Regions from separate parts of the Homo sapiens genome. Here region 1 is linked to region 2. A link is an interaction called in ENCODE POLR2A ChIA-PET data of the cell type or tissue named here. Cell type or tissue: PC-9. All regions are shown on one strand. Links, peaks and the distances in the headings refer to the core of each region. The heading gives the core; the rest is flanking DNA.

Region 1 (11,092 bases), core at 2,864-7,863, 420 kb after region 2:
CTTAAAAAGTCAAAAGGCTGTCTTATTCTCAATATACATTTTATTACCCAATCTGCTCCTGACATTAAATAAATTACCAAAAATTAAATTCCAGCCCTCAAACTCCACAACAGGACTTAATTAACCTCACCTTCAAAGTGTACAATAATAGAGTAGAGGCAGCCAAGTAGCAATGTATTTCTGAGTTGTAATTCCTTGCCTCCACTGCAAGACAAACCCCAGCCACATCTCCAGCACACAAGAACTCCAGACGCCTGAACCGCAGCTGCCAGGGATTCCTCCAGAACCTCCTCCCCCAGGAGCTTGCTACAAGTGCCAGAAATCTGGCCACTGTGCCAAGGAATGCCCACAGCCTGGGATTCCTCCTAAGCCATGTCCCATCTGTGCAGGACCCCACTGAAAATCGAACTGTTCAACTTACCTGGCAGTCACTTCCAGTGCCCCTGGAACTCTGGCCCAAGGCTTTCTGACTCCTTCCCAGATCTTCTTGGCTCAGCAGCTGAAGACCGACACTGCCCAATTGCCTTGGAAGCTTCCTGGACCATCACAGATGCTTTAAGGTAATTCTTACAGTAGAAGGTAAGTCTGTCCCCTTCTTAATCAATATGAAGGCTACCCACTCCACATTACCTTCTTTTCAAGGGCCTGTTTCCTTTGCCTCCATAACTGTTGTGGGTATTGACGGCCAGGCTTCTAAACATCTTAAAACTCCCCAACTCTAGTGCCAACTTAGACAACATTCTTTTATGCACTCTTTTTTAGTTATCCCCACCTGTCTAGTTCCATTATTAGGCCAAGACATTTTAACTAAATTATCTGCTTCACTGTTCCTGAACTGCAGCCACACGTCATTGCCGCCCTTTTCCCCAGTTCAAAGCCTCCTTTGCATCCTCCTCTCATATCCCCCAACCTTAACCCACAAGTATAGGATACCTCTACTCCCTCCTTGGCAACCGATCATGCACCCCCTTACCATCTCATTAAAACCTAATCACCCTTACTCCACTCAACGCCAATATCCCATCCTGCAGCACGCATTAAAAGGATTAAAGCCTGTTATCACTCACCTGCTACAGCAAGGCCTTTGAAGCCTATAAACTCTCCTTACAATTCCATTTCACCTGTCCTAAAACCAGACAAGGCTTACAGGTTACTTCAGGATCTGCACATTATCAACCAAATTGTTTTGCCTCTCCACCCTGTGGTGCCAAACCCATATACTCTCCTATCCTCAATACCTCCCTCTACAACCCATTATTCTGTTCTGGCTCTCAAACATGCTTTCTTTACTATTCCTTTGCACCTTTCATCCTAACCTCTCTTCCTCTCACTTGGAGTGACCCTGATACCCATTAGGCTCAGCAAATTACCTGGGCTGTACTGCTGCAAGGCTTCACAGACAGCTCCCATTACTTCAGTCAAGCCCAAATTTCTTCCTCATCTGTTACCTATCTCAGCATAATTCTCATGAAAACAGACCTGCTCTCTCTGCTGATCATGTCCAACTGATCTCTCAAACCCCAACACCTTCTACAAAACAACAATTCCTTTCCTTCCTAGGCATGCTTAGGTACTTTCGACTTTAGATACCTGGTTTTGCCATCCTAACAAAACCATTATATAAACTCACAAAAGGAAACTTAGCTGACCCCATAGATCCTAAATCCTTTCCCCACTCCTCTTTCCATTCCTTGAAGACAGCTTTAGAGACTGCCCCCGCCCTAGCTCTCCCTGACTCATCCCAACCCTTTTGATTACCCACAGCCGAAGTGCAGGTCTGTGCGGTTGGAATTCTTACACAAGAACCAGGACCGTGCGCTGTAGCCTTTTTATCCAAACTTGACCTCACTGTTTTAGCCTAGCCCTCATGTCTGCATGCAGTGGCTGCCACTGCCTTAATACTTTTAGAGGCCCTCTAAATCACAAACTATGCTCAACTCACTCTCTACAGTTCTCATAACTTCCAAACTCTATTTTCTTCCTCACACCTGACACATATACTTTCTGATCTCTAGCTCCTTCAGCTGTACTCTTTGTTGAGTCTCCTACAATTACCATTGTTCCTGGCCTGGACCTCAATCCGGCCTCCCACATTATTCCTGATACCACACCTGGCCCCCATGACTGCATCTCTCTGATCCACCTGACATTCACCCCATTTCCCCCTATTTCCTTCTTTCCTGTTCCTCACTGTGATCACACTTGGTTTATTGATGGCAGTTCCACCAGGCCTAATCACCACACTCCAGCAAAGGCAGGCTATGCTATAGTACAAGCCACTAGCCCACCTCTTAGAAGCTCTCATTTCCTTTCCATCGTGGAAATCTATCCTTAAGGAAATAATTTCTCTGTGTTCCATCTGCTATTCTACTACTCCTTAGGGATTATTCAGGCCCCCTACCTTCCCTACACATCAAGCTCTGGGATTTGCCCCTGCCCAGGACTGGCAAATTGGCTTTACTCAACATGCCCTGAGTCAGGAAACTAAAATACCTCTTGGTCTAAGTAGACACTTTAACTGGATAGGTAGAGGACTTTCCCACAGGGTCTAAGATGGCCACGGTCATTTCTTCCCTTCTGTCAGACATAATTCCTCGATTTGGCCTTCCCACCTCTATACAGACGTATAATGGACCGGCCTTTATTAGTCAAATCACCCAAGCAGTTTCTCAGACTCTTAGTATTCAGTGAACTAATGGTCTTTTAAAAACACACCTCACCAAGCTCAGCCGTCAACTTAAAAAGGACTGGATAATACTTTTACCACTTGCCCTTCTCAGAATTCAAGCTTGTTCTCGGAATGCTACAAGGTACAGCCCATTTGAGCTCCTGTATAGACACTCCTTTTTATTAGGCCCCAGTCTCATTCCAGACACCAGACCAACTTAGACTGCGCCCCGCCCCCCACAAAAAAAAACTACTTGTCATCCCTGCTATATTCTGTCTAGTCATACTCCTATTCACCATTCTCAACTACTCATAAATGCCCTGCTCTTGTTTACACTGCCGGTTTACACTGTTTCTCCAAGCCATCACAGCTGATATCTCCTGATGCTATCCCCAAACCGCCACTCTTAACTCCCTCTTAAAGTAATTAAGTAATCTTTCCTGGCAGGGCTATGCTGAAACTCCTTAGGCACTCTCTAGTTAGATGTCCTAGGTCCTCCCAATTCTTAGTCCTTTAATACCTGTTTTTCTCCTTGTCTTATTCCGTTCTTTTTTCAATTCATACAAAACCATATCCAGGCCATCACCAATAATTCTACACCACAAATGTTTCTTCTAACAACCCCACAATATCACCCCTTACCACAAAATCTTCCTTCAGCTTAATCTCTTCCACTCTAGGTTCCCTTGCCACCCCTAATCCCGCTCGAAGCAGCCCTGAGAAACATCACCCGTTGTCTCTCCATACCACCCCCAAAAATTTTCTCCCCAACACTTCAACACTATTATGTTTTATTTTTCTTATTAATATAAGAAGACAGGAATGTCAGGCCTCTGAGCCCAAGCTAAGCCATCATATCCCCTGTGACCTGCATGTATACATCCAGATGGCCTGAAGTAAGTGAAGAATCACAAAAGAAGTGATATTTAAATGGCCTGTTCCTGCCTTAACTGATGACATTACTTTGTGAAATTCCTTCTCCTGGCTCATCCTGGCTCAAAAAGCTCCCCCACTGAGCACCCTGTGACCCACCCCCCCACTCCTGCCGGCCAGAGAACAATCCCCCTTTTTCCTTTACCTACCCAAATCTTATAAAACGGCCCCACCCCATCTCCCTTTGCTGACTCTCTTTTCGACTCAGCCCACCTGCACACAGGTGAAATAAACAGCCTTGTTGCTCACACAAAGCCTGTTTGGTGGTCTCTTCACATGGACACGAGTGAAAGTAACTATTTTGTTAAACATATTGGTCTCAATATGCAAGTCATAGGGCAAATTTTTCTTTTTCCATTCCCTTCAAACATACTCATTAGCTTGGTTCTGTGTGCTTCTGGGACAAAATCACCAATAGGTCTTCAGGTATTTCCAAGGCTCAAAATTTCTTTTATTGAGATGAAATTCCGAGTTACCGTGATAATCACGACTCTCAACTTCAACAAAATTAAAGCTTTCTTTCTTCTCCCACTGAATGCTGCTTCAAGATTGGAGGTCTGCACTTGCTAAGAAAAAAAAGTCAGTTTGTCTCCTTATTTTGCCAACTCCCTCCTTAAGCCCTAGCTTCATTTTCTGAGCCCATAACACTCATTAAGAGTTTATTAAGAGTGCAGGTAATTTGGGGTAAGAGATGCAGCCTAATTCTATTTTGATCTGATATTGGCCCTCTTTCAAATTGGCAGATATTGAATGCTGACTTTTCTATTGAGGGATTTTCTCTGTTTCTCAGAGGATCCCTCCCCCATCCCCCAGGCAGTTCCACCTGCAGCTTGCTTGTTGATGTCTCCTCCAGCTGACTTTTTATGATTCCTTTTCCCAGAACTCAGCCTTGGCTTAACAGGAAACTCAACGTAGGTTTCTCAGTCCTAGTTCAATTGGGTGAGGTCCCCTGAGAACCGGCATATTCTCTTGTGGTTGTGCATCTGGTCCAAAGAAAACATGACACTTTGCCCTCCTCTCAGTTCTGTGAATTCATGAAAATAATAATATTCTTTTATCTTTATAACTCTCAGGTGTGTTTAAAACTCACTTCTGTGGCTTTCAATATCTAGAGATATATAAAAAGTTTTGTTAATTGTTCCTCACCAAAGTCTTCTCAGTTGGTGTAAGGATGAAAAGAACACAGCATTCCAGCACTTTTGCTAATGAAATTCTGTTTGCCTTTTTTAGCTGAATCCTCAATTAAATAACCACTACATCCATATCCTCAAAATAAATAATGAACTAAGAGTTCAAAATGTTTTGTATGGTCCTTCTTTGCAATTTCCTTATACATCTTCTAGCATATTCCATTGGCATATACATGTTCTTGGTCTTACAGACTCAACCAGTGAGAATCATGCCATTTTAATCAGTTGTTGACTCCTTCAAATGATGGTCACACAGTAAAGCAGCAGCAGCACCACCGAAGAATATGCTTCCACTATCACCACATTTGCTATGTTCTGAGCCTCATAAATCCAAGCAAGGACTCTTTGATGCCATTTTCAGAGGAGGATATTATTACGGATTGAATGCTTGTGTCCCCCCAAACTCATATATTGAGGTCCTAGTGCCTAATATGATAGTATTTGAAGATGGAGCCTTTTGGGGGTAATTCGGGTTAGATGAGATTATGTGTGTGGCCCTCATAATATGATTAGTGTCATAAGATGAGTAAGAGAGAAAAAGCCATGTGAAAATACAGCTAGAGGATGGCTCTCCACAAGCCAGGAGGAGAACTCTCACCAGGAACTGAATGAGCTGATGCCTTAATCTTGGACTTCCAACCCTCCAGGACTGTGAGAAATAAATTTCTGTTATTTGAGCCACCTAGTATATGGCATTTTATTTGGTCAGCCTGAGCTGACTAAGATACCATGACTTATAAATCTTGGGAACTTGCCAAAAATGTCACAGCTTAGAGGTTGAGTCAGGATTCAAACCTACTAGGGCAGTTTAAATGCAGTCTCCTGCTTTTTTGATATTGCCCTCTGTTTTCTCCTGTTGCTTTGAACTGCTTGGATGAGGTTTTGTGTTAATGTTAACAATTTTTCTGTTTTTTTTATATTGTATCCACTCTTTCATTAAATACTTCCCAGTATCTCTAGATTGGGCTGAGACTTACTCCCATTGCCTACCCCAGCAGTACCCCTGTTCATCTTTTTGATTTGAATTTATATACTGTTTTAGACAGCAAATATGTGCACATGCACTGTGTATATTGTATGCATATATGTGCTATGTATTTTTATTTATAATATGTTAAAGTAATGTCTACTGCCATGTTTTATTAATTACTAACATCTAGAGCCTGAAAATTGATGTCTATTCCTCTGCAGGTAATTACATATTTGAAACCCTTCTATGAGCCACATGTACAGACCTGAATATACAGTCTTATTTTTATTAACATGGTTTTTCAGATATCTTCAAGGATTCAAGCTGTTTTGGGGTAATTCATGTTCATGTTAAATGATGATTGATAAAGCTATGTAATGATTAACATTTTTGATAAATACATCAAATCAACAAAACAAAAGCCAGAAATATAATAAGATGGAGGATATAATGCTGTAAATCCTAGCAGGCCCTCTCTACTATTTTCCAGGTTTAGGAAGTCTTCTTTTTACAGAAGTGAATAAATTGGAGTAGCTCCAGCCCACTGTTAGCATTATGCTTAGCGACCCTGCACAGAAAATCTGTTCAAATTCCCTGAATCCAATTAAGTTGCTGACATAGTTTCTTATCTGATTACAAACAGCTTAAATTGCTGTTAAATGATTTCAATAATCCACATATAACTTGAAATCAGTTAAGTATTTTTATATTTTTTTCTTCAAAGATGAAATTTACTTGGCATTTATTCAAGTATACAAGGAAGAGCAACAGAAAAGTTGAAAGGGATTAGATGTAATGATCACAAAACTTATTATAATTAAAATATTCCTGTGAAGATCCTGGTGGGATGTTAAACTTCAGAATGTGTAATATATTTCCGTTTGCCTTTGATCATTCATGTGTTTAACTTACTGAGAAGTAAAAAAAAAAAAAGAAAATACATTTTTTTCTGAACACCTAAGTTTACTTATTCAAATGAATTACATTTGAAAAAGAAAATTGATAGAAATCTACTCTATAAAAATGAGTTGAAATAAATCACTTAAATTTATTTCCAGTTCAAGAATTATTTTTAGATATGACTTTTTAATTTCTTTCAAAAACTAGAAAGCACTCTTGAAACCTGATTGATATTTTTTGGAAAGAAAACTAAAAAGACAAGAGGTTGTACGAATGTAAGGCATAGTCTCAGTTTCCTGACCAAATGTTGTTCAAGAGAAAAGCTAGAAATCAGATACTGAGGTCACAAATGTTTTCAGCATTTCTAACTGTATATTTGATGTCCTATAACCTAGACCACACATTTTTAACTGCTAAAACTTAGGCAATTTTTATTACGGGATAATACTGACAGGATAAAAAGCAGTTTGAACAGCAAGCTGTCATTAGCAACAATGGAAAAACCACATCAGAAACCTGACCTAGTGTATATATGATATCCTCCTGTGTGTTAAAACTTTAAAACAGTGTTTATTGCCCTAAGAATAAGGAGGGGGTAGAAGGACATGCTGTTGTTGTTTCATATTTTTACTCCATTAGCAAGTGACATTATTCAAGCCTCATTATTGCTCCTAATGAAGCAATACAACAAAGCTAAACTTCAAGACAGTTTAAAATATTTGAGTGAGTTCCCGCAGTGCATTGAACTTGGTGAGAAAGCTTTTGCAAAAAGTGCAAAACCAGAGAACAGTCTTTCAAGTATCTTAATTTCCATGATAAACAGAGACACTTCTAGTTCAATATTTGGCTAAAACTGGTAGTGATATAAATAACACAAGAGCTATTTGCAAGGCCATTTATTTTTCTTGTTGCTTCTGCTAATAGCACTTTTGTGATAGGGTTTGTGGACAAGGCAACAGACAACAAAACTACTTCCTTGAAATCTACATGTCACCAGGAAGGTATGCTTGTCAAGGAAAACAATGATGAAGACATTGATGCAAAATATACAAGTTTAGAGTACTGTTAAGCTGCTCTGGTTGTAATTCCTCACTGTATAAACTTTCCATGAGGCAGCAAAAGGTACAGAGGCCTCATTTTTATACAGTCCCATTACCATATGTAAAAAAGACAATAGTAATGTTCTAAAATGTAACTTAAATTTTAAAAAAAGCCTCCTGTTATCAGCCTTCAAAGTACAACGAAGTTAAGTTGAATGAAATTATCTCCGAAATACGTAATATTAAAGTTAAGATATTCACATATTAAATGGGTAATTAATAAGACAAAAAGTGAAAAACTAATCTAAGCCACAGAATAGTTACATAAATAGGTGATAAAGTTGAAAGTTGTAGAAATTTAATAAAAGAAACAGAGAGCTGAAAACCAGAAAGGTAGAGTAAAGGAATATATAAAAAAGATCATAACCATGCCATTAAGGCATAAATATTCTATTGATTAATGCAAGTCAGCAGAATAAATGAAAATTTATGGATTGACTACATTTCAGATTGAAGTTACAGTGAGATGTGACTACATCCTTGGACTCCAAATTTCCATTTGCAATGTACATATATTTTTCATGTAAAAGAAAATTTAAAATAAAAAGTATTATTTGGAAATTTATTCCAAAAATTTATTCTTGGTATTTGAGAAAATTTTTGATAAAGAGAAGGAATAACAGGCAAAAACACAAACAAAAACAAAAAGTGTTAGTCTTTTTAGAGACACTAACACTACATTGTTTCCTTCATACGTGTCCGTGTGAAGAGACCACCAAACAGGCTTTGTGTGAGCAATAAAGCTTTTAATCACCTGGGTGCAGGCAGGCTGAGTCCGAAAAGAGAGTCAGCAAAGAGAGTCAGCAAAGAGAGTCAGCAAAGACAGACAGGGGTGGGGCCGTTTTATAAGATTTGGGTAGGTAAAGGAAAATTACAGTCAAAGGGGGGTTGTTCTCTGTCGAGCAGGAGTAGGGGTCACAAGGTGCTCAGTAGGGGAGGTTTTGAGCCAGGATGAGCCAGGAGAAGGAATTTCACAAGACAATGTCATCAGTTAAGGCAGGAACAGGCCATTTTCACTTCTTTTGTGGTGGAATGTCATCAGTTAAGGCAGGAACTGGCCATCTGAATGTGTACGTGCAGGTCACAGGGGATATGATGGCTTAGCTTGGGCTCAGAGGCCTGACATTCCTGTCTTCTTATATTAATAAGAAAAACAAAACGAAATAGTGGTAAAGTGTTGGGATGGCAAAAATTTTGGGGGATGCTATGGAGAGATAATGGGCGATGTTTCTCAGGGCTGCTTCAAGCAGGATTAGGGGTGGCATGGGAACCTAGAGTGGAAGAGATTAAACTGAAGGAAGATTCTGTGGTAAGGGGTGATATTGTGGGACTGTTAGAAGATATGGTTTTGTATGAACTGAAAAACTAAACGGAATAAGGAGAAAAACAGGTATTAAAGATCTAAGAATTGGGAGGACCCAGGACATCTAATTAGAGAGTGCCTAAGGAGATTCAGCATAGTCCTGCCAGCAAAGATGATTTAAGAGTGGCAGTTTGGGGATAGCACCAGGAGATATCAGCTGTGATGGGTTGGAGAAACAGTGTAAACTGGCAGTGTAAGCAAGAGCAGGGCATATATGAGTAGTTGAGAACAGTGAATAGGAGTATGACTAGACAGAAGATAGTAGGGATGACAAGTTTTTTGGGGCACAGTCCAAGTTGGTCTGGTGTCTGGAATGAGACTGGGGCTTAATAAAAAAGAGTGTCTATACAGGAGCTTAAATGGGCTGTACCTTGTAGCATTCCAAGGACAGGTCAGAATTCTGAGAAGGGAAGGTGGTAAAAGGCTAAACCGAGGAATTATGTCTGACAGAAGGGAAGAAATGACTGTGGTGGCCTTCTCAGACCTTGTAGGAAAGACCTCTACTTATCCAGTGAAAATGTCTACTTAGACTAAGAGGTATTTTTGTTTTCTGACTCGGTGCATGTTGAGTAAAGCTAATTTGCCAGTCCTGGGCAAATGGTAATTGTGGGACTTAACAAAGAGTGAGTACAGCTGAAGGAGCTGGGGATCAGAAAGTATATGTATCAGGTGTGAGGAAGAAAATAGCTTTTGGAAGTTATGAGAGCTGTAGAGAGTGAGTTGAGCATAGTTTGTGATTTTGAGGGCCTGTAAAAGTATTAAAGCAGCGGCAGCCACTGCACGCAGATATGAGGGCTAGGCTAAAACAGTAAGGTCAAGTTGTTTGGACAGAAAGGCTACAGGACACAATCCTGGTCCTTGTGTTAGAATGCACAGCTCTGCACTTCAGCTGTGTGTAATGAAAAGGGTTGGGATGAGTCAGGGAGAGCTAGGGCGGGGGCAGTCTCTAAAGCTGTCTTCAAGGAATGCAAAGAGGAGTGGGGAAAGGATTTAGGATCTATGGGGTCAGCTAGGTTTCCTTTCGTGAGTTTATATAATGGTTTTGTTAGGATGGCAAAACCAGGTATCCAAAGGCGAAAGTATCCAACCATGCCCAGGAAGGAAAGGAGTTGTTTTTTTGTAGAAGGGGTTGGGGTTTGAGAGCACTTGTGTTTTTATGTAGAATTATGCTGAGGTAGGTAATGGATGGAGAAGAAATTTGAGCTTTGGAGGGGGATACCTGATATCCTTTGGAGAATAAATGCTGAAGGAGCAGAAGTATGTCTTGTTGAGAAGATTCAAAGGAGGGGCTACAAAGAAGAAGGTCATCAATATATTGAATAAGGTGAGAAGCAGAGGGGTGGAAAGAAAGTAAATCACGAGAAACAGCTTGGCTGAAGTAATGAGGGCTGTCCATGAAACCTTGCAGCAGCACAGCCCAGGTAAGCTGCTGGGACTGATGGGTGTCATGGTCAGTCTGAAAGCAAAGAGAGGCTGGGATGAGGGGTGCAGTGGAATTGTGAAAAAAGCATCTTTAAGATCAAGAATGGAATAGTGAGTTGTGGAGGGAGGTATTGAGAACAAAAGAATGTACAGGTTGGGCACCACAGGGTTGATAGGCAAAACAATTTGGTTGATAAGGCGCATATCCTGAACTAATCTGTAAGACTTGTCCGGTTTTTGGACAGGTAAAATGGGGGAACTGTAAGGAGAGTTTATAGGTTTTAGAAGCCCATGCTGTAACAGGTGAGTGATAACAGGCTTTAATCCTTTTAAAGCGTGCTGTGGGATGGGATATTGGCGTTGAGCAGGGTAAGGGTGATTAGGTTTTAATGGGATGGTAATGGGCATGTGATCTGTTGCCAGGGAAGGAGTAGAGATGTCCCATACTTGTGGGTTAAGATGGGGGGATATGAGAGGAAGACGCAAAGGAGGCTTTGGATTGGGAAGAAGTGCGGCAATGAGATGTGGCTGTAGTCCAGGAATAGT
Region 2 (5,000 bases), core at 1-5,000:
TTCTAGGTATGGAATAATATTTTCCACGTAGAAAAATAGTTTGATTTCTTGTTTTCCAATTAGGAAGCCTTTCATTTCTTTCTCTTGCCTGATTGCTCTGGCTAGCCCTTTCAATACTATGTTGAATATGAGGGGTGAGAGTGGGCCTCCTTGGTTTGTTTCAGTTCAACGGGAATACTTCCACTGCTTTCCCATTTGGTATGATGTTGGCTGTGGGTTCGTCACAGATGGCTCTTATTATTTTGAGGTATGTTCTTTCAATGTCTAGTTTCTTGAGGGTTTTTATCATGAAGTGGTATTGGATTTTATCAAAAGCTTTTTCTACATCTATTGAGATGATCATGTAATTTTTTGTTTTAATTCTGTTTATGTGGTGAATCACATTTATTGATTTGTGTATTTTGAGTCAACCTGTCATCCTAGGAATTAAGCCTACTTGATTATGGTGAATTAACATTTTGATGATCTGTTGGATTCAGTTTGATAGTATTCTGTTAAGCATTTTTGCTGCTATGTTCATAAGATATATTGGTATGTAGTTTTCTTTTTTCCTTGTGTCTTTGCCAGCTTGCAGTATCAGGATCACGCTGCCTTCATAGAATGAGTTAGGGAGGAGTTTGTTCTCCTCTATTTTTTGGGAGACATTCAAGGGTATTGGTATTAGATCTTCTTTTTATATCTGGTAGAATTTAAGCATCCAAGTTTTTTACTGGGACAGCCATGTAGGCACTTTGGTTATCATGCACCAAAATTCTAGACTCCCAGAAGGAGATTAAGTGTTGCATAAATCATGCCATTTTTATAAAAAGTTTATTCACAGTGATACACTCTCATCAATTAGAGAAAGTTTTATATCAGTGTCGTTAACTTTACCAGTCCAGTTCTCAGATGGAAACCAAGGGCCAACTTTGAAGCAGACTTTTTCAATGATAGTTTCTCAGGCCTGCTGTGTTAGCTTTTTTCTGCACACAGGTTCTGTCTCTTCCAAGCTTGCAACTTCATTAATTTATTTTCTGTTATGTTGGAATATATGGATTTGTCCTCAATTATTTTTTTTCTTATTACTATCATCACCGTTTCTATTATTTCTAAAAGATAACATTTAGTTACAGGGTGTATTTTGGGTAATTAAAATCTTCTAGAATTAGTGGTGAGAGCTGTACAACTTTGTGACTATACTACAAATGACTGAATGTTACACCTTAAGAGGTCATTTTTAAGGTATATCAATTATATCTTAAAGAAAATTTAATGTATTTTTTCAGATCTATTTGAAAGTTTTCTTTTTTTTTAAAGATATTTGTTTAAATAGTGCTTTTCTCATAACAATATCATTCCCTTGGCTCCAAGCTAAATACAATTTTCCAGATTAAAATTTTTCATGGAGAGGGGCATTCATAAAATCTTCACAGTAGTGGTATGGTGGTAACTTTTTGTGGATTGTATTTTATACTGTGCAAATGAAGTTTATGTATATTATTTAACTTTATCCCTCACAACAATTCTTTTTGCTCATTAGGCAATTGGATAATCAAAAATATAATATTTGTATTTATTAATGCTATAATTTGTTCAAAGGACATGACTAGAAGTTTGTCATTTAAAGAGATTTGTCATTTAGAAGACCTTAGTGCAAAGTCTTCTAAGTATGATGTCAGGAGATATCTCAAGCTCTGCACAGATTTGTATGAATCGCTTTGAAAAAGATTAGAACTTTTCCAGGTAGGTACAAAGAACAGATTACCCAGTCTCCTGAAAATGACACAATGCATTCTCTCATTTAAGGTTTTAATTGCATACTGAACTGTCTTCATACTTACTAGTAGCTCAAAATAATAACCATTTTATATTTTTCTGTATATTTTGTGGGCAAGGAAATTGGGATAAGTCCAAATGGATTATAGTTCTTCCCCATGTAGCATGGCAGATATAATTTGGTGCTATTCAGCTAACAACTGAGCTCATCTAGTGGGTCCCTGCCAGTTTCGCTCAAATGCCTGGTATCTTGTTGGGGATAGAAGAAATGTGTGCCACAGATTACTCTATCATGGTAGAAAGACATTTTAAATGGTGGCTCAAAGCTCCAAAAGACCAAAGCAGAATCTGTTGTTACCCTAAAAGGCAGGGCCACGAGCTTCACAGCAGTAGTTTACTTATTATACTCTGCTATTGAAGGCAGTTACCAGCCAGCCTAGACTCAAGAACAGCCACCACCTTTCAATGCAAGAAGTGTCAAAAAAATGCGTGGTCATGTTAAATCCACATAATTTCTCGCAGATGATTTTGTGATTTTATGCTTGCTTTTATGGTGCGGACCCGATGACTAGCTCTTCAGACCTTCAGCAGTAGCCTGTGACTTGATAACCTAGGAATTTGCTTGCATATCTTAGGTGAGTAACAGGATAAGACAACATAAAATTGGCCAGGAAATCCCCTGGGTAATTGCTAAAATAAACCTTTTAAACCTCTCACTTCTGCCCTTCGTTATTAAACACAAACATTTCTTATGAGGCATTCATACGAACCCATCAGTGAAAATTTAGAATGAACAATTCAGTACATTCTGCCTGGTAGCTAGGCTAAATAATTAAAGGTTTATCAAAGATAAGGTCAGACATACTTACTGCTTCAAAAAGCTGTCCCCTTCCTAGTGAATGCAGGATTAGTTTAGCACACTGACCTCTTTGGAGCCCCAGAATACATGAAGCAAAGCTTTAATATATTTTAAAGGTGTGAGAAAAGTGGAGGGCAGAGATTTCAAATCCATGAAAATGAAAATTCCAGGCAAAAACAAAAACAGTAGGATTTAAGTTTTATGGTGTCTGGGGCAGGCATTTGTATAGAAAATTGTTCTGAAAGAGCAGCATGAGAAAGGAAGACAAACTTCATTTACTTTACACTTTTAACTAGGACATTCTCCAGCTAAAGAGTTGAAAGAAAACACCATGACTTAGTTTAAATATTTCCATGCTCCAATTTTTACACTTAATAAATGGGAATATGTTTAATTCTGCCTTACGTTAGGAGTCTCAAACACTTTGGCATCGGTGAATATTGTTTAATTATTGATGTAACTGGTCTTTGACTATAAAATACTCTATGTGTTATTAAAATATTCCCAATATTGATTTGCTATGTAATTTATTTAATACTTATTGAACACTTACTTAGAGCAAGGCCTTGGAAAATTAAGTTTTAAAAAGCTTGAAGTTAGAAATTTAGAATGAATATAAGTTAGTGAAATAAATCAGTATCATTTTTTGTCCTTATCTTTCTTTTCATTTTTGGAACAGAATTAGACTTTTGTTGTTGTTGTTTTTATAAAGAGTGTTTTGACCTTCTTCAAAAAGTTTCCAATCCATTAGAGAGATCCAGACTTCATGGCGGATACCTGGGACTATGAAATGTGCACTTGCCCAAGGTGACAGAATACTGTCATGCAGTGTTTGTTGGCTTTTAAAAATAAACATTGTCATGTCCGAACAAGTGAAAAAAATAGCTACCCCTGCTGTACTTCCAGCTTCTTCTCTGTTTGCTGTCCAGAAGCTCTCTGCCTGAGGTTGAAACACTGAATGGTTCTCACATACGTCTAAATGCATTCCTTGCTGTGAAGCAGGATGGAAACTGGATGTTTCTTATGGTCTAAATTTCCTTGCAATATTATGAACTTTTCTTTTCCTCCCAAAGGGCAAGATAAACAAAGTAAACAAAGAAATAAGGCACATCTTTTAGCATGCTCTGTATTGTAGACTTTAGTTTCTACCTCCTTCACTATGACTCTTAAGAATCTGTGACAATAGTCTTTCTTGAAAAGTTTTCTTGATATTCCAATCCAAGTTTTATTCACTCAGATTCTATTACAGTATTCGACTTCATGTTTCATGTACCACTCATAACAATATATTTATCTCCTCTATGTTCCAAATTCTTGGAGGCCACTGAGTTATTTCATTTCAAAGTTTAGTTGTTGGTTATCCAGAAGACAGAGACACAGAGATAAGGTTCTCCAAAGAACCTTACTGCACATTTGAGAACCATAGTTTCTAGGCTCAAATATCTCATTTGAGAACCACAGTTTCTGAGCTAAAAATATAAACACCTTCATAAAATAATCCAAAAATCTCTTCAAACACAAGATTCATTACACACACACACACAGAGAGAGAGGGAGACAGAGAGAGAGAAATAATGAAGCGTTAAAATTGTTAAAATCTCTCAATATGTGTAAAATCTAACATCCGTTTAATACAATGATGAATAATTGATGCCACAAAAGATAAGGCTGAGGTTATTAAATGTCTAAAAAGTCTATAGATTATCTAGGTTCATTTGCATGATTTCTAGTCCAAAAGAAAGGTAGGGTATATGTAACTAATTGTAAATCTTGAAAGTATAAATAATTTGCATTTAATTATTAATGTAACTGATCCTTGGCTATTCAGTGTTGCTCTACACTGTTGCATCAAGAAAATTTCGAGGATATGAAGAGAAGAGATGGGAAAAACAGCAAGTTCTAATGGGAAAAGTACTGTAGGATAAAAGTAGTACTGCTTCTCTCTGAACCCACTTTCCCTGTTCTCCTGAGCTACCCACATTTACAACAGTCAAGTTTCCAGGAGTGTCACAAAGTTCCAGTTCTATTTCAGGCATGTGTTAATATAAAAGAAATAGCTCTTTACAAGATCATGATCTTGTAAACCGTAGGTCACTATGGTTTCTGGAAACTGCAGACTCTCTATCAACTGCAGTTAATACTGTTTATCAAGGAACCCAATCTAATATGAAACAAGAGGGGCTAGAAATTAGTTACAGACTCCCAGAGACAGAATCAGACAAAGTTAACAATATCCATCTGAGTTTCAGAATTACAAAAAGTTGGAAAATTTGTAGGTAGTCAAAAGATTCAAGGGTTAGGATGTCCAAAATTTATTCACTGATTTAAAATAATTCTACAAATATTTATTTTGCTAGTCACTGTGCTAACTAAGCACTAAGGATAA

Evidence for each region. Peaks named below come from ENCODE experiments on the same cell type or tissue, not always from the same donor. Only the 100,000 strongest peaks of a DNase experiment are listed, where the experiment ranks them.
Region 1: POLR2A ChIA-PET joins it to region 2 with 11 read pairs; 2 of 35 experiments call an interaction of 5 or more read pairs at or near these places.

What each region holds. Positions count from the first base shown.
Region 1 is chr3:162,714,368-162,725,459 of GRCh38, forward strand. No RefSeq gene overlaps it. Among named protein-coding and RNA genes, the nearest start is that of LINC01192, 580 kb to the right of the region's middle. RefSeq lists an enhancer at 8,232-9,193. In PC-9, for the core only: no CTCF peak of the experiment used is centred there; a DNase peak (open chromatin) is centred at 5,534.
Region 2 is chr3:162,293,184-162,298,183 of GRCh38, forward strand. No RefSeq gene overlaps it. Among named protein-coding and RNA genes, the nearest start is that of OTOL1, 800 kb to the left of the region's middle. RefSeq lists an enhancer at 1,586-2,785. In PC-9, for the core only: no CTCF peak of the experiment used is centred there; a DNase peak (open chromatin) is centred at 2,368; H3K27ac peaks cover 1,844 bases.